Linked DNA regions of Homo sapiens: region 2 is linked to region 1. Evidence: read pairs that join two places in POLR2A ChIA-PET (ENCODE). Cell type or tissue: A673. All regions are shown on one strand. Links, peaks and the distances in the headings refer to the core of each region. The heading gives the core; the rest is flanking DNA.

Region 1 (5,370 bases), core at 32-5,031:
TACTCCTAAAAACTTAACTGTATGTTTTAAAATAACTTAAAAAGTGTAACTGGATTTTTTGCAACTCAATGAATAAATGCTTGAAAGGATGGATACCCCATTAATTTCATTTTTGTAACATTCTTAAAATGACAAAATTATATGTTACATAGAAATGAATATGGAAATGATATAGAAATTGAGAAGAGGTTAGTGGTTCTTAGCAGTGAATTAGGAAGTAGAGATGGAGAGCAGTCGATATGGCTATAAAAAGACAACTTGAGGATCCTTGTAGTCTGGAAATGTGCGTCTTGATTTTATCAATATCAGTTTCCTGGATGTGAATATTGTGCACAATATAGTTTCCTAAGATGTTTAAATTTGGGGGACTGGATAGAGTGCACATGGGGTCTGTCTCTGTTATTTCCTATAACTATATGTGAATCTATAATTAATTATAATGAAAAATCTGAATAAAAATTGCTGATGAAGCAAATTTTATTCAGCTTTTAGTTTGCTTTTTTCTCTTCACCTGTATTCTTACATTATTTACCAGATATAGATCTAATATTTATCCACTTTCTCTGTTTTTACATATTCTGTCTCATTTTCTGAACAGCTGAAGTTCAGTATGACAGATTTATTTATTCTTAGATTCTAAATTGGTCAGTTTCTGTACAGTTTCTGTTAATGAGGGGAGTGAAGGAATAGATTATTTATACGAGATTTCCCCAACCCTCACTTAACTATACAAAAGGCTATTTTTGTGTGTGTATGTGTAGCAAATGTGATTTTGAGATGCTGGGAGAAGCCATGTGTCTTTAATAAAATATCCATTACATACATTTATATATCATAAAAATAACATGTATAGCTCTCAGTTTATAAAGTACTTTGAGCCTCAGATTTTGTGCTTTTCCTGGCATTGACTTCCTTATGTACATGGGAAGTCACTTAGAAGCTATATGCCTAGTTTTTTTTTTGTATAAAATCTTATACTGTACCTTCTGTTTAAGCCAGTACTTTCCATTATGAGGACTATTAACAATCTCTCACTGCCTTCATCTGTAACATGTTGGTATTATTTTAATTTACATTTTTAAATGCCACATTTTCCTATTGGCCCTTTAGAAATTGTTCAGAGCCTCTATTCCTTTTGGCAACGTGAAACAGATTAAGTTATTTGTCTGGAAAATTTTAAACTTCCAAACTGTGAATTACCTTAGCAGTTTAGAAGATTGACAAGTGTAAGTTAGGTCAGAAAAGACTTAAAAATTGGCAAGTGTGAAATTGGGTATATGAATAATAACTTTAGAAAACTACCAACTTTTGGAATAGTTCTTTGGAGAAAATATAGAAAAGCCTCATTTTGTTCATGGTAATAAAAGCAATGACTCTCCTTTCTCATCATATGCAGACACTCAGTTAAGAATTTTTGGTGTCCTATTTCTGGGCAAATAATTTGGTTTATTTCTGTTCTCACATACCCTTAGTTGTAACTGGTATGTTATGGACCGCTGAAGAAAATGATGGGATTTGGGGGTGGTGGGGAGATGTAATTTTAGTCTTAATGATTTTTTTAAATAGTAAAATAACTTGCACCTTATTTGTTTTATATTAAAAATGTTCTTGTCTACAAATTGATTAAATCATATTCTTTGAATAATTAGGTAATTAAGGTGCACAGTTATATGCAGATAATTCAGGTTAGGGTTTCCCTAACAAAAGGGATACTTATCTTAAAAGTGAAATCCAAATTTTTTTTCTAATGAATTAACCTTCATCATTGAGGAAGTCTGCCTTTGTTGTTGTTGTTGTTCTAGCCAGGTAGGTAAGTTGTAATTTTAAGCAGTTTGGTTTGCTAAGTATGATTAAGAACCATTCCCTTTGAGGTTTACCCTTTCGCTTCTAAGTTACAACTGTTTATCATCTTGGGTCAAAGGTTATAAAAAGTAGTCATCAATTAAAGCTTTATTGGTTGTAATTGGTAATGCTATGAAAGGAGCCAGCCAAACTGAATCTGATAATAAAAGACTCTTTGTTAAAATATTTAATAAATTAACACTCTGTCTTGGAAAGGGGAAGCTAATTACAAAGGCCAAGATTGTTAATCATAATGTTTACTTTCTTCAAAAGCACAGACTCAACTACTCCATAATCATCAAACATCAGATTTCTTTCTTTTCTTTTTTTAAAATTCTGCAGACTCTGTCGGTCCCCGGAGGGGATGCTCTCCTATGGCTCATGCTTGGGATATAGCAGCAGGAGGAAATGCCAAGACAAACAGGTTATAAGGGAACCTTAAAAATAAACAGGGCTCTGTTAGAACATCAGACTGCCTCTACTCTCTTCAAATAAGGGTCACTAGTTTATGTAGATTAGTTCTGTAGGCTAATTGAGTGATAACAAGAATTGGGGCCTTTGGAAGTAATGATATTTTTAATGATAAATTATCTATCAAAGCAAGTATCCTTTCTCCATATACAGTTTTTTTGTGAGGTGTTTTGACAATGTTGTGGCTCTTGAAGTTTAGACATTTTTCTTTTTAATTTTTGTGGGTACATACTAGGTGTATATATTTGTGGGGTACATGAGATGTTTTGGTATAGGTGTGCCATGTGAAATAAGCACATTATGAAGAATGGGGTATCCATCCTTTCAAGCATTTATTCATTGAGTTGCAAACAATCCAGTTACATTTTTTAAGTTATTTTAAAACATACAGTTAAGTTTTTTTAAACTTTTATTTTAAGGTCTGGGGTACACATGCAGGTTTATTATATAGGTAAACTTGTGGTTTAGACATTTTTCAAAGCCCTAATACATAGAAATGGAGCTGTGACACATACCATCATGACTCTTGAATGACCTTGTCATGGGAACACTGTGAATTGGATTTTACATCTGGGAATTCAGTGTTCCTAGATTTAAGCAATAGGGGGCATCTTGGGTTTGTTCTTTTCACATATTTTTGTAGTCTAATCTTTAGGGCAGTTCTAATGAAAGAAAATTCTGCTTTGAGCCTGCTGTGCAAATTAGCCATATGGTGAAGTGTAATATCCCGCTGAACATCATTATGGGGCTGTATGAAAAGTACTCCCCTTTTCACATGGAAGCAAATTAAAATGGCCCTTTCAGTTTTTTTTTTTTTTTTTTTTTAAACTCTGTATAAACCTGTCTTCACTTGGATGCCGTGACAGTTAAAAGGGAGTTCCAGCTGCAGTCAGGGTGGTGAAATTACAGGCTTTCCCCAAGACCTAGTGGAAATATTGCTTCCTGTAGGCAGAAGCGGAAGAATAATGGTGTGTGCTTCCCTTCTTCCTTTCCCTTCCCTTGTTCTTTGTATGGTTGTCCTTAGTTGCTTCTCAATCCAAGAGTTAATTTTCTGTTATTGTGACAGATGTGAAGAACTCAGCCCACTCTCCAATAGACCCCATACCAATGTCTACCAGGAAATAGCCAGTAGATAAGGAGCTGTTTAGCCAAATAATGGCATAGTAAATCTTTTTTTTTTTTTTTTTTTTTTTTTGAGATGGAGTCTCGCTCTGTCGCCCAGGCTGGAGTGCAGTGGCGTGATCTCGGCTCATGGCAAGCTCCGCCTCCCGGGTTCACGCCATTCTCCTGCCTCAGCCTCCCGAGTAGCTGGGACTGCAGGCGCCTGCCACCACGCCCGGCTGATTTCTTTTTGTATTTGTAGTACAGACGGGGTTTCACCGTGTTAGCCAGGATGGCTACGATCTCCTGACCTCGTGATCTGCCCGCCTCGGCCTCCCAAAGTGCTGGGATTACAGGCGTGAGCCACCGCGCCCAGCCGTAAATCTTAATGAAGAGAATATAAGGTCTGTCCCTTTCTGCCTGCTGTGTAGATATATTGCCCATATGAAGTAGTATTTCTCAGTATAAATTTTTTTTCCCTGCAAAAATAAGGATGTAAGATGCCACTAATGTTTAGAGGCATGGAGCTCAATAATGGTTTGAAATGTTCTGGATGTCTGTGTATATGATGAACATTGTCACATTTCATGAAGAAAAGGAAATCCTTGGAAAGGTGTTTCATCTGGCCGTTTCTTTCTCTCCCAAGAATGGGATCATGTGATTCTGACTTATTTGATTACTGGTGTACATTTGTAACCTACAGCAGCTAAAATTCAGCTTTGAGTTTTATTAGTAGTAAATTTTACTACTTTTATATGCAAAAACAAGCCTCATTCATTTGCCCATATTGAGTGGCCTGTGTTTTTATCCAGACAAGTGTCTGGACACATGGAGAAGAATTCAAAGTTGTCACTTGTGTTTTTATTTTTATTTTTAAGCATTCATTCAGAGCCCATGTTAGTTCTAGCATTTGTATGGTGACAGTTTGTAGCAATGTGTTGGAAGAAAAGGAGTTGGAACACTGTTGTGGAGTGAAAGTGGATCATGCTAAATTATGATGCTGGAGAACAGATTTTTGTATGCAAAGTTCAATGAAAAGAGTATATAGAATATGACCTTATTTATATGCGTGTATATGTACATTACATGTGAAATAGCTATCTATTTAGAAAAGGGGAAAGTCTGTAAGGATATTAGATCTTGGTGAATGGGCTAAATGCAAACCACAAACAAAGCCTGAAAGAAAGTATGATCTAGAAAGATGTCATCTTGCTTAAAATAGAGTTGGGAAAACAGAACAGTATAAAACAAAACGAGATCTGAGAAAATATATCGAATAGGGAGTACATCAAAAAGTAAGCATTATGAGATCATGAATGGCTTTCATTTTTTCTTTTTGCCCAATTTGTGTTATCTAGTTTTTCTACAAGTCACATATTTTACTTTTGTAATAAATGACTTAAAAAGATAAACAACGTAGAAAACACAGCTATAAACAAAAGGTTAAAAAAAAAGAAACTATTTCCAATGTTGCCTGAGAAGTGTGTTATTTTTTGATAAAACCCAGTGATAGGATTAATTATTAGACTTCGGGAACAGCAATGGCTTTTGGAGCATTTGACCATTTGCGCCCTTCCCCAGGTAGTACATAGGGTGTGATATAATATTAAATATTTAAATTAAATATGAATTTAGTAAATCAAGTAGCCAGTGAATTGAAGAAGAGCTTAACAGGGCTTGGAGAATATTTTTTCTCTTGTTTGGCCACTAAGGAAATATAGGATATGTGCTGTGGTTATTTAGCCCTTCTTATATCATTTCTTTTTAACTAAATGATAAAAAAAATTGTTGTGGAGATTTCTTTATAATAATACAGTCTTTAGTATTTAGGTTAAATTCCAGATGGTATATATGGATTCAATATAAAAAACTTTAAACTGGCCGGGTGCAGTGGCTCATGCCTGTAATCCCAGCACTTTGGGAGGCCAAGGCAGGTGGATCACAAGGTCACGAGAT
Region 2 (5,370 bases), core at 128-5,127, 95 kb before region 1:
ATCTTTTTAAGTTAATGTATAAACATCTTAATTAAAAATTTAGTTTTAATTGACAAGTAATACCTCATTTTTTTGAAGTATGCTGAAGAAGTTGTCTTTCCTAGTGTTTATTGGTCCACATTAAAATATCCGACAATGCTTTTCCAGGATGCCAAGCTCTTCCTTTGATGAGATGGGGTTAAATTTCAGTAATATCATCATACATGATTTTATTGATTATTCTATATGTATCTGATTCATCTGTATTAATGTACATGTGAGACAAAGAATTCTAAATTGGTTTCATTTTGAAGTGTAAACATTTGGTTGTCCAGCTACCTCATCTGTCCTCCTTTTTATAAAAGGAAAAAATATATATATTTCCTTTCAAATTTCAACTTTTATTTTAGATACAGGGGATACGTATAGATTTGTTACATAGGTATATTTTACCCAGGTAGTGAGCATAGTACCCAATAGGTAGGTTTTCAACCCACATCCCCCTCCCTAATTTCCCCCATAGTAGTCCACAGTGTTTATTTTTCCCATGTTTATGTCCATATATGCTCAGTGTTTGGCTACCACTTATGAGTTAGAACATGCAGTATTTGGTTTTCTGTTCCTGCATCAGTTTGCTTAGGATTATGGCCTCCAGCTCCATCCATGTTGCTGTAAAGGTAGTAATTTCATTCTTTTTTATGGCTTCATAGTATTCCATGATATATATATACCACATTTTCTTTATCCAGTCCACAAGTGATGGGCACTTAGATTGATTCCATGTCTTTACTATTGTGAATAGTGCTGGGATGAACATAATGGGTGCATGTGTCTTTTGGCATAGTGATCAAAATATTTTTCTTTGGGCATATACCCAGTAATGGAATTGATGTGTCCAGTGGTAACTCTACTTTAAGTTATTTGAGAACCCCAAACCGCTTTTCACAGTGGCTCAACTAATTTACATATCCACCAACAGTGTATAAGCGTTCCCTTTTCTCCATAGCTTTGCCATATCTGTTGCTTCTTGACTTTTAAATAATAGCCATTCTGACTGGTATAAGATGGTATCTCATTGTGGTTTTGATTTGCGTTTCTCGGATGATCAGTGATGATGAGCATTTTTTTCATATTTTTGTTGGTTGCTTATATTTCTTCTTTTGAGAAGTGTCTGTTCATATCCTTCACCCATTTTTAATCGGGTTATTTGTCTTTTGCTTGTTGATTTGAGTTCCTTATAGATTCTGGATTTTAGACATTTGTCAAATGCATAGTTTATGAATATTTTCTTCCATTCTGTAGGTTTTCTGTTTATTTTGTTGATAGTTTCTTTTGCTGTATGGAAGCTCTTTAGTTTAACTTGCTTCCGGTTTTCAATTTATATTTTTTGTTGTAATTGCTTTTGTGGACTTTGCCAAAAATTCTTTGCCAAGGCGGATATTGAGCAAGGTATTAACTAGGTTTTCTTGTAGCATTTTAATAGTTTGAGGTCTTTTAAATTTAAATTTAAAATTTAAATTTAAAATTATTTAAATTTCTTTTATTTAAATTTCTTATTTAAATTTCTTTTATTTTTATTTTAAGTTCAGGGTTACAAGTGCAGGATGTGCAGGTTTGTTACATAGGTAAATGTGTGCATGGTGGTTTGCTGCATAGATCATCCCATCACCTAGGTATTAAGCCCAGCATCTATTAGCCATTCTTCCTGATGCTCTTCCCTGCCCCCCACCACCCACAACATCCCCACTGCATCCTGTGGCTTGAAGTCGGGTTCCAGCTGGGCTGGAGGATCTGTTGTGGCTCCTGGGTCACTGGGAAATTACTTAGACATAGCAACACACTCAGCCTGGGCTGCAGAGGCTGCCCATATCCCTTTGGGAGGCACTGACCTCTGACCCAGAAGATAGTGAGGCCAGCTTCCTCGAAGGACTGGGAGGAATAGATGCACCTCAGTCTGGCTTGGGTTAGTGAGCAGGAGGACTTGCAGAATGGATGCACCCCAGTCCTGCGGGGAAGCCGTCCTTTCTCTGTTCTTCATCAGAGGTCAGTTGGGGCAGTGCCTGCCAGAGGGATATGGGAAGTCCTAGGGGATGGGTATCTATGGCCACTCTCCACCAGAGCTGCCCAGCACACAGAAGCTCCCAGGCTCTGTGTCATCTGAAAGCCTGTCTCTGCCTGCTCCCTGGGGAGATCCCCCTGCTAGCTCACACATCAATCAGGGATGCAGAGTCTCCTGTTGCTAGGATCCCAGAAGTCTGTTGTGAGAGTGAGCTGTCCCTCAGTTCCCTCACTTACCCTTTTCATAGGAGCCATTAGAGGTATTCAGGTATCATTCAGGGCTTCCAGATTTCCCCCTCTTCAATCTCGACTTTGGTGCTGACTCTCTCACTATTCTTGATGTTTTCTCTTCAAAGATCTGCCCAAATTATGGTGGTTTATTCCATACTTTGGTCTGTCTTCTTGGTAGTGGTGTTTCCTGGCTGCCTTTTATCTGCCATCCTGTTCTCCCTCCTCCTCATTCTTTTTAAAATACACTTAATTTTCTACTGTATTATAAGTTACTCATATGTTATCCTGTCTATGAATGTCTCAAATTTTTTTCTCTTTTTCCATTTTTTTAATGGATGGACAATCCATGGGAAATGCTGCCATGAACAATCTTTATTTTTGTAATTAGGTATAATGCTTTTGCCAGTAAAACAATATAAGAAAACCCAACTCGACTCTTTTAATCAAAAAAGGAAATGATTGGGTCATTGTTTCATACAGGAAGATGTGATCTATGTTGGTTTGATCCAGTGGGTCCAACTTAATCTCTCTCTCTCTCTCTCTCTCTCTCTCTCTGGCTGTGTATTTCTCTGTCTTTGTTCTTAGGCTGGCTTTCCATGTGGTAGGAGAATGGCTGTAACATTTCCAGGTCTCGTAGCTGCAACCTCAAGAAGAGCTTTTCTGTTGTTCAACAGCTTTTCTGTTGGCTTTCCTTTAAGAGCAACAAAGCTTCTCTTCCAGTTGTTCATTAGCAACACTATTTTACTCGGTTGGCCTAGATTAAGTCACATGCTAATTCCTAAATCAGTTCCTGTTATCAAGGGAATTTCAGTTGCTAATTGGCTGAGACTTGGGTCTCAGAACCAATGAGTATGGTAAGGAGTTGGGATTACCTTTGTACTTAGCAGGGTGCTGAGAGTAGGGTTAGTTTCCAGAATTACCCTGGTTGAATGGAAGAGGATGAAATCTTAATTGAGAATTTCAGGTTAAGAAGGGGATGAGTGTAGAGGAATGGATGTAGGTTAAGCAAGCAGCAACATGTACCACATCCATCTTTTTTTCCATTCATGTTAATATTTCCTTGATAGACATGGTATTGCAGGCTCATAAGGAATGCTTTAATAGGCACTAACGAATTGCTGTGAAAGACAAATACATTAGACAGATGATTTTATTCAGGCTATTACAATAGGGAGAATGTTCATTAATGAAGAATATCTCAAGAAGGGAAATCTTGGGGTGCTATATGAAAAAAGGAGTCATTGAAGAAGGGTATAGGTGGGTCTTATTTTGGAATATGTGAAGATGTCATTGTCCTTTGTGGTTAGCTTTTTCTCAGAACACAATAATATGAAGGGATTTCTTTTCTTTTCTTTTCTTTTTTTTGAGATGGAGTTTCACTCTCGTCACCCAGGCTGGAGTGCAATGGTGCGATTTCGGCTTACTGCAACCTCCGCCTCCTGGGTTCAAACGATTCTCCTGTCTCAGCCTCCCAAGTGGCTGAGATTACAGGCATCTGCCACCAAGTCCAGCTAATTTTTGTATTTTTAGTAGAGACAGGGTTTCACCATGTTGGCCAGACTGGTCTTGAACTCCTGACCTCAGGTGATCCACCCCCCTCTATCTCCCAAAGTGCTGGGATTACAGGTGTGAGCCATTGGACCTGGCCGAAGGGATTTCTTAATCTTTCCTCTTTTCTAGGAGTGGAGGGCTCAGGTAAATTTCAACATTATCAGTCCCCACTTTTAGTCAAGATGAACTTACTGAACAACTAAGATGTCTTACTGAACAACTAAGAGGCAATCATAGACCTCCCGAATGGGGTGAAACAGGGTCTAAAAAAATAGTCTCTCATGAATTGTTTTTTTGTATTATTCCTGTAAAACTTGTTGAACCATCTGTTGAGAGTCTGTAGCAAAGATTAGAACTCTACAGGGTCTTGGCCGGGCGCGGTGGCTCAAGCCTGTAATCCTAGCACTTTGGGCGGCTGAGGCAGGCTGATCACTTGAGGTTGGGAATTTGAGACCACTGTGGCCAACCTGCTGAAACCCCATCTCTACAAAAAATACAAAAATTAGCAGGGCATGGTGTGGTGGGCACCTGTAATCTGGAGGTGGAGGCAGGAGAATTGCTTGAACCTGGGCAGTGGAGGTTTCAGTGAGCTGAGATCGCGCCTTTGCACTCCAGCCTGGGTGACAGAGCAAGACTCCTGCCTCAAAAAAAAAAAAAAAAAAAAAAGAAAAAAGATTTGAGCTTTGGGGACCCTCTGCCTAGATTTCAGAGAAAGTATGAAAATACCTGGATGCCCAGGCAGAAGTTTGCTGCAGGGGTGGGTCCCTCATGGAGAACCTCTGCTAAGGCAGTGTGGAAGGGAAATGTGGGGTCAGAGCCCCCACACAGAGTCCCTACTGGGACACCACCTAGTGGAGCTGTGAGAAAAGGGCCACCATCCTCCAGACCCCAGAATTGTGGATCCACCCACAGCTTGCACCATGCTCCTAGAAAAGCCACAGACACTCAACACCAGCCTGTGAAAGCAGCCAGGAGGGGGGCTATACCCTGCAAAGCCACAGAGGTGGAGCTGCCCAAGGCCGTGGGAGCCCACTTCTGGCATTAGAGTGACCTGGATGCGAGACATGGAGTCAAAGGAGATCATTTTGGAGCTTTAAGATTTGACTGCCCCACTGGATTTTGTGTTTGCATGGAGTCTGTAGCCTCTTTGTTTTGGCCAATTTCTCTCATTTGGAATGGCTGTATTCACCCAATGCCTGTATCCCCACTGTATCTAGGAAGTAACTAACTTGCTTTTGATTTTATGGGCTCATAGGCAGGAGGGACTTGCCTTGTCTCAGATGAGATTTTGGCCAGTGGACTTTTGAGTTAATGCTGAAATGAGTAAAGACTTTGGGAGACTGTTGGGAAGGCATGATTGGTTTTGAAATGTGAAGACATGAAATTTGGGAGGGGCTGGATTGGAATGATATGGTTTGGCTCTGTGTCCCCACCCAGATCTCATCTTGTAGCCTCCATAATTCCCATGTGTTGTGGGAGGGACTCGGTGGGGGATAATTGAATCATGGAGGCGGGTCTTTCCCATGCTGTTCTCTTGATAGTGAGTAAGTC

What was found. ChIA-PET counts read pairs that join two places held together with the same protein. Peaks named below come from ENCODE experiments on the same cell type or tissue, not always from the same donor. Only the 100,000 strongest peaks of a DNase experiment are listed, where the experiment ranks them.
Region 2: POLR2A ChIA-PET joins it to region 1 with 6 read pairs; 3 of 35 experiments call an interaction of 5 or more read pairs at or near these places.

What each region holds. Positions count from the first base shown.
Region 1 is chr2:72,521,919-72,527,288 of GRCh38, reverse strand. All of the region lies in intron 8 of EXOC6B (exocyst complex component 6B), which reads left to right. Among named protein-coding and RNA genes, the nearest start is that of EXOC6B, 300 kb to the left of the region's middle. In A673, for the core only: a CTCF peak has its summit at 2,921; DNase peaks (open chromatin) are centred at 2,208 and 3,048; H3K27ac peaks cover 4,342 bases.
Region 2 is chr2:72,616,633-72,622,002 of GRCh38, reverse strand. The region is part of intron 6 of EXOC6B (exocyst complex component 6B); the gene reads left to right. Among named protein-coding and RNA genes, the nearest start is that of EXOC6B, 210 kb to the left of the region's middle. In A673, for the core only: no CTCF peak of the experiment used is centred there; no DNase peak of the experiment used is centred there.